Linked DNA regions of Mus musculus: region 1 is linked to region 2. The links are chromatin loops, found by intact Hi-C in ENCODE. Cell type or tissue: heart. All regions are shown on one strand.

What was found. Peaks named below come from ENCODE experiments on the same cell type or tissue, not always from the same donor. Only the 100,000 strongest peaks of a DNase experiment are listed, where the experiment ranks them.
Region 1: a loop joins it to region 2, with 4 times the contacts of the local background. A loop is called at or near these places in 4 of 42 quality-filtered maps.

What each region holds. Positions count from the first base shown.
Region 1 is chrX:38,185,348-38,193,347 of GRCm38, reverse strand. Zbtb33 (zinc finger and BTB domain containing 33) reads right to left here and starts at 3,555. Exons shown (of 2, transcript NM_020256.2): 1 at 3,266-3,555; 2 at 1-1,133. The coding sequence starts at 1,131. In heart, a CTCF peak has its summit at 3,600 (motif pointing right); a DNase peak (open chromatin) is centred at 3,547; H3K4me3 peaks cover 1,950 bases; H3K27ac peaks cover 1,406 bases.
Region 2 is chrX:38,629,957-38,637,956 of GRCm38, reverse strand. C1galt1c1 (C1GALT1-specific chaperone 1) reads left to right here and starts at 2,814. Exons shown (of 2, transcript NM_021550.3): 1 at 2,814-2,979; 2 at 5,834-7,174. The coding sequence starts at 5,840. The coding sequence ends at 6,790. Gm52440 (a long non-coding RNA gene) reads right to left here and starts at 2,669. Exons shown (of 2, transcript XR_003953098.1): 1 at 2,528-2,669; 2 at 1-589. It also overlaps the pseudogene Gm18436. In heart, a CTCF peak has its summit at 3,092; DNase peaks (open chromatin) are centred at 2,826 and 2,976; H3K4me3 peaks cover 1,663 bases; H3K27ac peaks cover 1,102 bases.

The DNA.
Region 1 (8,000 bases), 440 kb after region 2:
TACAGGAATCTGCATCTTCTGTGTCAATGATCCATCTAAAGTGGTACTTTTGGAGTTATCAGCCTGAGGGACCAGAGATGTATTACTGACTGCTGAGTCTGGACTGGAGCTAATGATGTCATCATCATCATCTATAATTTCTTCCTCTTCCTCAGCCTTGTTTCCTGTTAAAACAGCACTGTTAGGCGTCTGCTGATTCTGTACAAGGACATTGACTGAAGAGGACATATGATTTGGGAGTGAAGAACTGGCACTCGGTGGTGCAGTAAGTGGAGCCTGATTTAACAAAATAATGTTAGGAGTCAGATGTGTTGAAGCTGAAGACACTAGCAATTCTTCACTTCCTTGTGTTTGGCTTAGAGTTGCCTGATTCACAGGAGTGGGAAGTTGAGTAGGTGTGATGTTTGTTACAGGGGGCGAGTTATTGCTAGCGCAAGGTGTCACTTCCGAAATAGCAACAGAGGCTGGGTTAGGCTGGACCTGTGTTGCTGTGTTGTTACTTGGCAAATCCTCCTTTGCAGGCAAAATTTCAGAGCAGAAAATGACATCGTCATCATCATCATCATCTGAGTCAGTAACAATGATCTTTTTCATTTCATTATCTTCAGCAGATAGTGAAAAAGACTCAGTTATAATGGGCATTACTGTAGCCCCATTATCTTGGGCTTCATCTTTTGATTTTTCCATGTCAAGGCTTTTGTCACTAGAACTAGAAGGTAAGGTCTCAGCAGTACCATCCTGTTCTGTACCTGATATGCTTTTAACCTGTGACAGTGGGACACCAAGCTCTGCTATAAATTTCACGCCTAGTAACTGCCCTGATTTAATTAACTCGTCAAGCAAATCTGCTCTAACACGGACAACTTTGGAACTGTAGATATAGTTCAGAATTTCTGCAAAAATCTCAGCTCTTATAAAGCTTAGTTCAACAACTTGCCCAGCAACTGAGAAGAGCTGATGGAAGTATGTACTCGAGGCTGAAAGGATGTTCCTATGGGCCCGGAATTTTCGGTCTTCCACAATAACAGTAACATCACAAAAGAGACCATGGCCACGCTGTTCATTCAAGGAGTTCAGCAGACTGGCAGAGTACTGAATGTCTGTAGCAGAAATCAGTTTTCTACTCTCCATGCCTATAAGGGAAAGAGAAGAGGGAAAGAGGGGAGGATTAGGGAGGGAAAAACCCCAAAGTACCTGACTATTCGAAATGTGAGGCATAGGTATGGTAAACAGTTTACATTTTAGTCAATATTTGGTGTAAATCTTGACCTTTAAACATGCTCTTACATACACTAGCTTTTGACTGTGTGTCAAATCTTAGGACTTACTCTGAGAAATGTCAAGAAACTTTGAAATTGCCATGCAGATCTGAACAATAATCTCCTTGGTCGCCTTCCTTTGAAATTCAGGAAAATGCATTTCCACTAATCACCCTTTTAAACTTAGAATTCACTTTCCTAGTCCCAACTTTACTTCATTTTTCCTCAAGAGATAAGAATTTTTCATTTTAAGAAAAATCTTCACCATTAAGCATATGAATTACTTCTTCAAATGCCAGAAAAGTTTAGTGTGTTTAATATTTAGTCTGAAATTTATACCCTTCAACTTCACCTCTAATCTTATTAGTTACATCCTATTCAAAAGTTCACCCTCACAGCCAAGGCCAATTACGGACACTGACAATTAGCGCCTCACAATTTCCCATTATTTCTACCTACCCCTTATCCTTCTATTCTGCCTTGCACTTTGTAGAGATGCAGCGTTAGACAGAGTGCCAAGTGAAGTCAACACATACTCTAGTGAAGAAACAAACAGAAAGGGAGAGCGCCCCTCCTCGGTGCCTATTTACATAAAAACTGCAAACATATGTTGTTGGTAAAGAATGATGTTCACTTGTAGAAGACCCAGTTCTCTTCAAAGGAGTCAGTGCAAGCAAAAACAGTAACTAGTTACAACAGAGAAGCAGGCAACTGTTGCTGCTGTGGGACACTCCAAACACTTTCTTTTGGCATTTCACGGAAGCTATTGAGTTCAGAGTGCATCTGAAGTGCAAAGGACCCATATGCATATTAAAATACTTATAAGCACAAAACACATGTTATACAAATATTATATATTAACCATTCCTTGCTAAGTACATTTGGTAGAGAATTATTTTATTAATAAGTTACTAAAGAATGTCACTGTCACCTGGTACTTACACACACACACACAAACACACACACACACACACACACACACACACACACATGCTCACATATAAACACACAAGGGAGGCATGAGTATCTCTGTATTTAAAACATCATAACTTTAAAAGTCTAAAAGCCAAAAATTAAAACCATGTTAGCTACTCCATTTTAACAGCACCAAGGAATTACAGGCAATCACAAAGGCATTCATCACAAAGTGTGACCTTTAGACAATCTGCCAACAATCCAAAACATGAAGGTTTCAACAGAAACCACTTTCAAGTGGAGAGATTTCTGTATATGGCCACATGATTTTTATAATTGGAAAATAAGGGTTTTTTTTTTCCAACATGGGAATGATTCAAATGTAGGTGTCTAGGTGATACTGGGACCTGGTTTCATTTTGATTAGGTATCCAGCTGGTCAGGGTTAGCCCAGGATCACCCCAAGTGGGTCTCAAACCTTTCCTCCCCAGAGATTTGCGACCTGCCTACGGAAAAGGCATCTCATAGCATTGTGTAACACATCTTTGGTTGTTGGCTGGTTTAGAAGGCTGGTGACAGTAGGGAAGAGAAAAATGCCACGGGCCAGAGGGGGGGAAACAAACCAACACTACAGGGCTCCCTGCAGCTGTTGTCCATCTCTCCCTCTTCCACCATCTCCCTCTTCTTCCTTTGAACTTTGGTGCAACTGAGCTTTTAAACGTCAATTCACGTGAAAACACAAACAGGGATGGCGATGCAAACAGCAGAACGAAGGCAGGGGGGTTGAGGGGTGTTGAAGAAAGTAGGCCTAGCTCCTAAGGGTACTCTGTTGGGGGTAGCGGGCCATGCGAAGCCGGAAGCATTGTTGTGTCCAAAGAAGGATCTAAAGAGGAGGATGGGCCCCATAGTAAAGCTCAATCAAACTAGTAGGGAGGTGGGAAAAGAGCCCCCTTCCCCGCCCCCCAAAGCGGACGAATGGAGAGGGAGAAAGCCAAGTGGGTACTTGGCGGCGTCCCCCACGCCCTAAGGCTTATGCAAGGGTACCGGGTGCCTCTGGCACTGGACAGAGAAGGGGACCACGCCGCGCCTTACCGGTTCTCTTGGTAGAGCTCCGGGACCCACACAAAGAAAGAGCAGAGGAGCCAAGGCCTCGGGCTCCGCTGCTTCCTGGTTCAAGCGAGGCGGCCGCAAGCGTAGGCGCGGCCAGGGCATGGAAGGCGTAGGCGGGCTCCGTCTCCCGGGCCCGGTGCCCAGCCCACTCCTCACCTGCTCCGCGGCGGCCGCTTTCTCCTCCTCGGGGCCGAGGCAGGGTCAGAGTCCTACCCCAAGCAGCCGGACTCCGCAGCGCCGCTGCTGCCGCTTTAAATGTCGCTCCAGTTTCCGCCGACGTCAAAGCGGCTTCCACGGACGCGGCTCGGGCGCCGGGCTCCGCCGACAGAGGGCGCAGCGTGGGAGGCGTGGCTTCCTCGCCTTCCTCTTCCGAGAGCAGCCCGGGGTTGTCCGGAAGAGCGCGAAGCCCGCCTTCGGCTCTTTCCGTGACTGCGAAGCATTTTTCTAAGTGTTCTGTGATTCTCTTAAGAGCTCGGCTCCGTGAGACAGACAAAGATCCGATGACACTGTTAGGAGTGGCAGGGAGGCTAGTCTTGTTTGTTCAAACTCCCTTAAGTCCCGAGGGCTTAAAAATGTTCAGAGGTTGTATAAATTCCAGTTCTTTTGCATGTTTGAAGTCTGCCCTGTTAGCCTGTTGCTTGGATAACAAGCCACCTTGAATACAATCTGCATACTAAAATTTAACTCATACTAATTCAAATTGTAGGATAACAAGAAAACCACATTACACTGTCTACTTTTAAGAAGAAACCTGTGTTCTGATAACTCTTGTTAATCGAATGTTAAATGGTGCATGCAATATCTTGTTAACTGCATATCTATTAACATAGAGATCACATTTGATCTGCAGCAAATATACTCCAGGCCCTGTGGGATAGAAAAGCAGATAAGACAAGTTTCTCTCATTTCAGAGGGCTCGGCAGGTACATACACACGAATAAAAGTATTTTAAAAGTATAGAACTACAGAGAAGGAATAACAAACCAAATAGTGTCAAATGAGCCCTACCTTGAAAGGCAATAATATTTGTATTGTTTATCATTATTTTTTAAAATATTTTTTATTATGTATTTTCCTCAATTACATTTCCAATGCTAGCCCAAAAGTCCCACACACACCCCCCCACTCCCCTACCCACCCAGTCCCACTTTTTGGCCCTGGCGTTCCCCTGTACTGGGGCATATAAAGTTTGCATGTCCAATGGGCCTCTCTTTCTAGTGACGGCGACTAGGCCATCTTTTGATACATATGCAGCTAGAGTCAAGAGCTCCAGGGTACTGGTTAGTTCATAATGTTGTTGCACCTACAGGGTTGCAGATCTCTTTAGCTCCTTGGATACTTTCTCTAGCTCCTCCATTGGGGGCCCTGTGATCCATCCAATAGCTGACTGTGAGCATCCACTTCCGTGTTTGCTAGGCCCCGGCATAGTCTCACAAGGGACAGCTATATGAGGGTCCTTTCAGCAAACTCTTGCTAGTGTATGCAATGGTGTCATCGTTTGGAGGCTGATTATGGGATGGATCCCTGGATATGGCAGTCTCTAGATGGTCCATCCTTTTGTCTCAGCTCCAAACTTCGTCTATATAACTCCTTCCATGGGTGATTGTTCCCAATTCTAAGGGGCAAAGTGTCCACACTTTGGTCTTCATTCTTCTTCAGTTTCATGTGTTTTGCAAATTGTATCTTATATCTTGGGTATACTAAGTTTCTGGGCTAATATCTACTTATCAGTGAGTACATATCATTTGAGTTCTTTTGTGATTGTGTTACCTCACTCAGGATGATGCCCTCCAGGTCCATCCATTTGGCTAGGAATTTCATAAATTCATTCTTTTTAATAGCTGAGTAGTATTCCATTGTGTAAATGTACCACATTTTCTGTATCCATTCCTCTGTCGAGGGGCATCTGGGTTCTTTCCAGCTTCTGGCTATTATAAATAAGGCTGCTATGAACATAGTGGAGCATGTGTCTTTCTTACCAGTTGGAACATCTTCTGGATATATGCCCAGAAGAGGTATTGTGGGATCCTCCGGTAGTACTATGTCCAATTTTCTGAGGAACCACCAGACTGATTTCCAGAGTGGTTGTACAAGATTGCAATCCCACCAACAATGGAGGAGTGTTCCTCTTTCTCCACATCCTCGCCAGCATCTGCTGTCACCTGAATTTTTGATCTTAGCCATTCTGACTGGTGAGAGATGGAATCTCAGGGTTGTTTTGATTTGCATTTCTCTGATGATTAAGGATGCTGAACATTTTTTCAGGTGCTTCTCAGCCATTCAGTATTCCTCAGGTGAGAATTCTTTGTTTAGCTCTGTGCCCCATTTTTTAATGGGGTTATTTGATTTTCTGGAGTCCACTCTCTTCAGTTCTTTATATATATTGGATATTAGTCCCCTATCTGATTTAGGATAGGTAAAGATCCTTTCCCAATCTGTTGGTGGCCTTTTTGTCTTATTGACAGTATCTTTTGCCTTGCAGAAGCTTTGCAGTTTCATGAGGTCCCATTTGTCGATTCTCAATCTTACAGCACAAGCCATTGCTGTTCTATTCAGGAATTTTCCCCCTGTGCCCATATCTTCGAGGCTTTCCCCCACTTTCTCCTCTATAAGTTTCAGTGTCTCTGATCCACTTAGATTTGACCTTAGTACAAGGAGATAGGAATGGATCGATTCGCATTTTTCTACATGATAACCACCAGTTGTGCCAGCACCATTTGTTGAAAATGCTGTTTTTCTTCCACTGGATGATTTTAGCTCCTTTGTCGAAGATCAAGTGACCATAGGTGTGTGGGTTCATTTCTGGGTCTTCAATTCTATTCCATTGGTCTACTTGTCTGTCACTATACCAGTACCATGCAGTTTTTTATCACAATTGCCCTGTAGTAAAGCTTTAGGTCAGGCATGGTGATTGCCTATAAGACCAGACCTTGGTAGGCTGAGTCAGGAAGATTATAAGTTAGAGGCCAGTCTGGGTTCTAAATTTTGAACTCAGGTTGTAAAAGGCTTTTCATCCTTTATCTACTGAGCCAACTTGTCACACTCAGAGTTATTATGAGAAATATTTATATTAAAACAGTATTTATATATATTAAAATTATTTGTTCGGGGCTGGAGAGATGGCTCAGCAGTTAATAGCACTGACTGCTCTTCTGAAGGTCCTGAGTTTAAATCCCAGCAACCACATGGTGGCTCACAACCATCCGTAACAAGATCTGGCACTCTTTTCTGGAGTGTTGGAAGACAGCTACAGTGTACTTACATATAATAAATAAATAAATAAATAAATAGATAAATAAATTGTTCTTTATTTGAAATACTCTATTTTCATTTGTTTGATTTTGTAAATTTGAACTACTATATTTTCTTTTGTGGAATCCTATAAACCCAAAATAAACACATTGTTGGTTACAAAGTATCCTCCAAATTTGTGTAAGAAATATTCTTACCATTTTGTCCTTTTTCTCTTTTCTTATTAAAAATTTCCTTTTCATTCAGATAGATACAGGAAAGTATGTGACTTTATGTGTGCTATTGCTATATAATGTATATATTCACACAACTGTGCATATTTTATGAACATGCATGTGACACAGCATGAGCCCAGTAAGTGTCCACAGTAGGCATCCACATGGTACAAGAGACAGCCATCATCCAATATTACAAAATAAATAATATACACTCACAGAAAATGTCTGCAACATAAATAGAACTGCTACAGCCACTGTGTGAAGTGTTCACTTCACATATGGCCCAGCCTCTTGTCCTTCAGGTATTATAAGCATTGGAGGCTGAACAAATCGTGGTCTCTGATTCAGTTTAGACCTAGCAAGCTAAATGGGAGAATGAAGAGCTGAGTGGATTGGATGCAATGGCAGCCTATTTACACCTATGCACATATACCTTGCCCCTGGCTGGAGGGCTCAGGAACCTGGGCAAGACTTACCAAAATACTTGCAGTGTTTATTGTAACTTTGTGTGATTCTACAAGATGCTTGAGCCATCAGAGCATCACCTGGTGAGTGTGTGCCCTGGTTTAGTGACTTTTCTATCTCCAATGCTTTGTTCCAAAGTTCCCAGTGGGAAGAACTCCAGCAAACTCTGCTAATATGTACATTCCCAGGCAGGGGAATCACTGCTCTAGCTTGGGATCTTGGTTGGGTTTTGGAATGCTAATGACCTCAACCATTGGTGAGTCTGAAAACTAGTTCTGCTACTTCTGTTTATGGCTCCTTAGCAGCTTCTCTGTGCCTCCCCCACCCCTTCAGCTTCTTCTGCTTATCTCCTGCTACAAGCCCAGACAAAACCTTTAGGACAAAGAGATTGAGTTCAGTGTGGCATAATTGAGTAATTTGCATTTCTGAGAACTCTTTGGTCTTTTCGCGTTTCTGTTCTACTTCCCTTGAACCCCTTTCATTCCTATTTTCAATGTATCCACAAAAGTCCCTTCCTTTCCTTATTCACCTCTTTTTCTGCCTTAGATTCTCACTCATTCTTGGGTCCTTTTCTTAGGTATAAAGGTCCCCACTCCTTCTCCTGCCCCAGATATGAAATGGGACTTGGGAGAGAAGAACTAAATATAGTATTGTTTTGCATTACCACTATAGTCTTTTAAATTTAGATTGTTTTGTTTTCATTTTTTTTGTAAGGGTCTGGTTTCACCAAAGAATGATACACCAGACTCAAATAGTATGCAAAGGCAAAGAGCTTTTATTCT
Region 2 (8,000 bases):
CCAGCAACCACATGGTAGCTCACAATGATCTGTAATGAGATCTGGAGCCCTCTTCTGGTGTGTCTAAATACAGCAACAATGTACTCACATATATTAAATAAATCTTTAAAAAAGAAAAAAAGGAAAAGAAAACTAATTCTCTTTTTCCAAGTTGACTTCGAACTCACGAAATCCTCCTGCCTCTGCCTCCTGACTGCTAGGATTAAAGGCATGTACCACTATTGGCAGGCTGAAAACTAATCCTTAAAAATGGGAAAAGAAAGAGAGAGAGAGAAAGAGAGAGAGAAAGCAAAAAAGAAAAACAAAATTCTTCCAGCAAAAAAGAAAAACAAAATTCTTCCGGCAAAGAAATTATCCAGGATAGTGCGTTGAAAGATTATAAAATGAGGATTTCTTCTTCAGAGGAAACTTCAATACTGCTTGAGAGTCTTGGTTTCAGGGTTGTTTTGTAAACCTTTGTGTCTGTTCATTTTCAGCACTTGCCGGTTGCATCTCACCTATACGACCTGGCTAAGGGATGAGCAGTAGACAAAGTGCTCTTGATCTGTCTTCAACTTCCCACTGGTGTGGAAATTCCACTCGTTTCAATCTACAAAGGAAACTTCAGTTGTTTCAATCTTTATAAGGCTGCACCATGTGTTGATTTTCATTGCTAACATAAGTATTTAATTATACATAATCACACAGAGAGGAAAAAAAGAATCAACACTCACTCCCTGTCAAATAGTGTGCTACCAGCAAAGAGAGAGGGCAGTGCTGGCCGTAGAAGGCTATAAAACGAGGAACTTTTCCTAGCCGTCTCTGGGAATGAGTCCAGTTTAGGAAATCTATGAGAAAGCATTGGAAATGAATAGATGAAAATTGAATTCACTGGCCGGGCTTCATTCAACACAAATGTAAATAGAGATTTGGCAAAAATAACCCAGTACCTAATTCAAATGAGAAAACTTTCACTGTAATGGAGGACAGCTGATCCTTTGAGTAAGAGGGCAAAAAAAAAAAAAAGGAAAAAAAAAGGAAAAAGGAAGAAGAGAAGAGAGGGGAGAGGCACTGATATTCACAGTGCCACTGAGAAGGGATTACTGGAGAGACTGAAACAAAGTAGTCCAACAGTGTTCCCATTCATGACTTTCACAAGTCTCTGGAGAAACAGAAGGCAGATGCTGAGGGAAAAGATGAGGAAGATGTGGGCCAAAGAGTTTGTGGAAGAATATGAGGTGGTGTTTGGTTTTTTTGTTTGTTTGTTTGTTTGTGATATGGATAAATTGGATGCCAGCCGTGAAGAGGAAAAAGGAAAGGCACTTAATGCATAGCACAAAGACAAAGCCCTCTTCAAAGGCCTGCTGCAGAAAAACCAGGCCCGTGTAGAATATGTGCAGGACACAGACAGAACCACTCCATTTGTCTTTGCCTTGTAAACAGCACTGAACACTGGGAATGTGTTTAGCTCAAACACAAACATGCCACCCCCCAAAAAAAGAAAAGCAAGGTTTGTCAGGAATATGACACCCCGATTAAGATACTACTGCCAGAATAGTAATTTCTTGCAATCTAGATGTCATTACAAGACTTCCTGAACTTTCCATTGTACTTAAGGCATTGCCAGTCACCACTCAAATGTATGAGTTTCCAGGAATTCAGGCCCAAGTCACTTCTCGGTGTTCCCCGAACCAAATCTAGTGACAGAACCTTTTGAATAGCTATAAGGCTGGCCTTTAACTGCTAGTCCTTCTACCTTGGCCTCCCTAGTGTTGGCATTACAAGTGTGACCGAATAGCACCAGCTACAAAAGAGCACTTCAAGAGACTAGGTATGCCGGCTAGTGGTGGTGCATGCCTTTAACCCCAGCACTTTGGAGGCAGAGGCAGGTGGATTTCCGAGTTTGAGGCCAGCCTGGTCTACAGAATAATAATTTCTGTTAATAATAATAATAATAATGTGAGTTCCAGGACAGCCAGGGCTATACAGAGAAATCCTGTCTCGAAAAAACAAAAAACAAAACAAACAAAAAAAATGAGACTAGGTATTTATTGGGGGGTTCTGTAGTCCTACTTTGACCTGGAGTCTACACTCAACTCTGCATTTGACTTATTGGCTAGCCCTTTGAAAGCACCCCTTATCCTGTACTGGGCTTGGTTCTCCATCTGTATTTCTAACACTCATTAACTCCTCAAATATTTGCTTATTGCATCCTGGCACTATCTGCTAGCAATACAGGGTGGAATACACAGAACCAACATTTACTGAATGCTTACTTTACACTTCACCTTTTGCTAGGGGAGTTATGTACACTAACTGATAACCTGTGAGATATTTTCCAAACACAACAAAGGAAGGAACAGAGGCAGCGTGAAAATGAAGTCACTTCTCCAGGATAGCAAAGCACTTGGCTGAAGGATCACTTCTAGGCTATGTGGCTTCGAAACCTACCACCCGTGTAACCACAGCCAATTCTTGCTCCCCAAAGCGATGACAATTTCAATGACTTGCATTTTGGTTCCAGGCCAGGAATACTGGGAGGAATTACCTTCTTGTCACCACAAGGGTACCAACACATTAGAGTAGGTTAGAGGAATGATCTAGAAATCTACATCAGGTAAGCAGCAGCTCTCTTCCGCACTCCGGCAGTTTCCACGCCCGTAGGCAGACCGAGGAAGGGAGCGTGGGCGGGCCTTAAAACACGCACGCCCCTCGGGGCATCCCATTGGGTACAGCTGAGCATGTCGGGGCGGGCCCTTTCCGAGTCTCACGGAGCCCGCCCCCCACGCCGTTCCCAGCTCTCGCCCCGCCCCACCCCGCCCCGCCCCGCCCCCACCCTCGTCAGCTTCCTCTGTTGCTCCGTCATTAATGACACCAACGAGAGGATACCGCCTGCGTCTAGAGCAGCCTGGTTCCGAGCGTAACAGAGTGGGCCTTGGACCTCTCACGTCCAAGCCTCGTGAGGCAGCGCTTTCCTGCCCTGGAGCCGTTCTAGATGCGGTGAGTGCCAAAACCTCGGCCCCCACTTCAAGCACAACCCAGAGCTACTGCTTCCCTCCCTCCCCTGGGAAGGCCAGGGCCCTAGCCTGGGCCCTAGCCCGTTCCCAGCATGCTCCACTAGGGATGCCTTGGCAGGTGCGGCGGGAGGACCCAGCGGGAGTGGGGAAAGCAGCCTTCCGAGAGCTTCTCCCTTGGCCCTTCAGTGGGACACTGATATCCATCCTGGTACCCAGTCTCCATTTTGATCTCCATCCACTTTCTCCTTCTAAAAACAGAAAAAGAAAGAAAGTTTGTCGCAAAAACATACTTTCTGCTTTCTCTTGTGTGTGCGTTTTAAGTTCCCTCCTCTGTACAAAAATATCCCATCGTGCGGATTGTTGGTGTTACTTTTTTTTTTTTAATTCCTCAGCGGAGAAAAAAAAATGTTAGGATAATTTGTACAAATAATTTTGTGTAGAATTAGTAGACGTTTTGAGTTTTAATAGTATTTTTGCCGTTAGGAGGAAAAATTCTGGAAATTTTTGACACAAAATCATATGAAGGTACTTGTCTGGATTGTTGAGTATTGGCCAGAAATAATGATCATGTGATAAGAACTGCAATTATAACAAGTAATATAAAGGTGAACTTTACAATGCTGTTTTGAGGCATAGCTTTTCTGTTCTTTCTCCTTTCCTATGGGAAGTGTTTATTGACCAAGTTCTCTGGATTACAGAGGGAAACTACCATCTTGCCTTCCCCCACCCACTTCCCCACACACTCTTAGAAACTGCACCTGTCCTTCAAACAGCTGTCTTTGTGGTAAAAGTCAAAGTTCATTTCTTTTATAAGAAAACAATAGGAGCCAGAAGTGTTGCCACACACAAGTAATACCAGCACATGGACAAATGAAACGAGAGGATCACAAGTTCAAGATCAGCTGGAGATACATAGTGAAACCCTATCTCACATCTTAGAAAAGGGGACAGGAAGGGGGGAGACAGGGTCAGTGTAGTATCCTTGTAGCATTATGGGAAAATTTGGTGCAAGCATCAATTATGTTTACTAGATCCACATGTCGCGTTTATAGGTCACTTCTACCACTGATAGCCTTTGTGACTTTAGATCAGCTATTTAACCTTTATGGTTCTCCATTTCCCCATTTAAAAGAAGTCTTTGTGTGACACTAGAGGGGGTCCCAGCGTTGAGTATTAAGGTCAGATGGGGCAGACATTTGGTAGCCTGCTCTATCACTCTCCCCTTTATTCTTCCTGAACCAGGAAATATGTTGAAGGCCAGCAGGCCCCAATGAGCTCCTGCCTCCAACCCCACAGTGCTGGGGTTAGACATGGCTTCCTGCCTTGCCCAGCTTTTTATATGGGCACTGGGTATGGAACTCAGGTCCTCAGGAAACTCAGGTCCACCGAATCATCTTTCCAGCCCCATTTTTTTTAAATTGACACATAACTGGACATATTCTTTAAATGAGAGAAATGACCTCAGGTAACAGCTTCTAAGGTCCTTTTCAACCGTAAGAGACACCGTGGAAGTAGAAGGAGTCCAGTGAAACTTTGAAGAGTTGCAGAAGAGACTGGGGAACATTCAGTCTTGACGAGCAACAATGTAAACCATAATATTGTCAGCTGTTTTGTTTACATTGGCTCTCCTTCCACTTTCTAATTGAAATTAAAATACAGAAGGTTCCCCTCTCCTCCTTTTTATTTATTTTTTAACTTTCTCAAGGAATTAAGTATCTTTCGAGGAGCTAAAAATAGTCACAAATGTTCCCCAAATAATGCCTATATTGACTTCTTTCTCCAAACAACTTTCCATCGTGGGCTTTTATTACATCATTAATTGATATACTATGTAGTAAGACATTTAGTCTTAGGGGCAGAGTGTTAATTATAACATATGCTACTAACCACATGAAATGTGTTTTAGATTGCTTAAAATACCTCAGGACATTAACTACCAGTTAAATCAAGCAGTAGGTTGAAGGAGAAATTTGATACTGGTGGTGGTGGTGGTGGTGATCATCATCATGGTCGTCATGGTGGAGGAGGAGGTGGCAGTGGTGCTGGTGGTGATGGCTGCGGTGGTGGTGGCAGCAGCTGAGGCAGAAGTTGTGGTGGCTGTAGCTAAGGTATGGTGGTGAGAAACCTTTAATTCCAGCACTCAGGAGGCAGAGGCAAGTGGATCTCTGAGTTCAAGGCCAGCCTGGTCTACAGAGTGAGTTCCAGGACAGCCAGGGCAACACAAAGAAACCCTGGGCCAAAAAAAAAAGCCAAAAAATGAAAGAAAGAAAGAAAGAAAGAAAGAAAGAAAGAAAGAAAAGAAAGAAGGAAAGAAAGAAAAGAAAGGAAGAAAGAAAGAAAGGAAGGAAGAAAGAAAGAAAACGAAGAAAGAAAAGAGAAATTTGAGTTTAAATTGAGTATCTGTTCAACTTACAGGTCTGGATGTAGAAGCTCTTTTATAATTAGCCAGAAGTACTAACAGGGCAAGTTTGCCATACAAAATATTTAGAGAACGATGGAAAAACATTGTTTATCACATTAGTTTCTAGGCTAATGCTTTCACTTGCCACTTTGTTAAATAAATGATGGATAAAATTACTCCTCTACACATACATACACACACACACACACACACACACACACACTACAAATTCCAATCCTTGAATGAGTTTCTATAATGTTGCAGTTTCGACCCAATGCCAGTGGAAGGATACTGAGTACTTGTCACAGTATGCTTCTCACCTGATTTTAAGCATGTGGACCTTTGGTTTTTAAACATTAAGAACAAATGTAAGTATATGAGAAATAACCAAGTAAAATTATTAGACTATGTATTTGAAAAGTCTTTTTCTTTGCAGGAAAAAATGCTTTCAGAAAGCAGTTCCTTTTTGAAGGGTGTGATGCTTGGAAGCATCTTCTGTGCCTTGATCACTATGCTAGGCCACATTAGGATTGGAAACAGAATGCACCACCATGAGCATCACCATCTGCAAGCCCCTAACAAAGACGATATCTCGAAAATTTCAGAGGCTGAACGCATGGAGCTCAGTAAGAGTTTCCGGGTATACTGTATAGTTCTTGTAAAACCCAAAGATGTGAGTCTTTGGGCTGCAGTGAAGGAGACTTGGACCAAACACTGTGACAAAGCAGAATTCTTCAGTTCTGAAAATGTTAAAGTGTTTGAGTCAATTAATATGGACACAAATGACATGTGGTTGATGATGAGGAAAGCTTACAAATATGCTTATGATCAATACAGGGACCAATACAACTGGTTCTTCCTTGCACGCCCCACTACTTTCGCTGTTATTGAAAACCTCAAATATTTTTTGTTAAAAAAGGATCAATCCCAACCTTTCTATCTCGGACACACTGTAAAATCTGGAGACCTTGAATATGTGAGTGTGGATGGAGGAATTGTCTTAAGCATAGAATCAATGAAAAGACTCAACAGTCTTCTCAGTGTTCCTGAAAAGTGTCCTGAACAAGGAGGAATGATTTGGAAGATATCTGAAGATAAACAGCTGGCGGTCTGCCTGAAATACGCCGGAGTATTTGCAGAAAATGCCGAAGATGCCGATGGAAAAGATGTGTTTAATACCAAATCCGTTGGCCTTTTCATTAAAGAGGCAATGACTAACCAACCAAACCAGGTAGTAGAAGGCTGTTGCTCTGATATGGCTGTTACTTTCAATGGACTGACTCCTAATCAGATGCACGTGATGATGTATGGGGTGTACCGGCTTAGGGCATTTGGACATGTTTTCAATGATGCATTGGTTTTCTTACCTCCAAATGGTTCTGAGAATGACTGACAGAAAGCAAGAGCATGCATTTAGTAACTATATTACGACATGGTATCATTTTTAATTGATGACAGATCTAACATAGTAATATGATTCTTTTTCTTATCTTTTACCCATTGAAGTCTGCTTGTACAATGTCAAATGGAATGCTGTTTTTCCCTTATATCATTCCTGAGAAATTTAAATGTATTAAAAATAAATGTTTTAAAAATAGCAATTTTTCAAACACATATTTATAAGTATATTTATGTGATAAAGACTAAATTATAGACATTGTAATCTGTGGTGTATCTTTGCTTATTGGTTTTAAACTTATGTATCATTTTAGCTTTGTAATATATGTAAATGAGACCTCTAGAGAATTTGTGATTAAAGAATACTCGTAGCCCTGTGTTTCTATTACTTTTCTGTGGGAGCCTCCATGCTTGAGAAAGTTAGGAGCAGGGTCTCACTGTGTAATTCAGGCTGGCCTAGAACTGGCAGTTCTCCTTAGCCTCCTGAGTGCTAGTGTTAATGCTGTGTGCCACTGTGCTCAGTTGTTTCCTTTACTTTGTATTCTTTAAGGCATACCAGTGCCAAGGGATTTGCTCTCCCTAAATATACAACCGATTAAGAAAGTGTTCATTAACACTGTTAAGACTTCAATTGTTTCCTTGAGAGGAAGTGAAATTTATTTACATATGTTAAGCAATATTCCTGAAAGTTAATCAAGTAGCTTTCTTAGCATTTACAGTTTCCATTAACCCTGTACTTCAACATTCATATCATGCATTTGGAATGTGACTATAAAAAAAAGTCATGCCGGGCAGTGGTGGCGCACGCCTTTAATCCCAGCACTTGAGAGGCAGAGGCAGGCAGATTTCTGAGTTCGAGGCCAGCCTGATCTACAGAGGGAGTTCCAGGACAGCCAGGGCTACACAGAGAAACCCTGTCTCAAAAAAAAGTCATTTAACCACCACCCCCCCCACCAAACTCTGAGCTGTACCTTGGATTACATATATAATGTATTCATGCCTAGTGGATAGTGAGTTCTGTGCACATCACCTTTGAAATTTTGAAAAACTTGGTTCTGCTCATCTGAGTGATTCACTTACCTAAGCTAAATGTGGAGGCTTTTGTTGTTTTGGTTTTGGTTACTTTTGAAAGTTCTGAGATTTTCCCCAGAATCATGATTGTATCACACATAACTGGTTTGGTTTTGATTCCATTTATGGTGGGT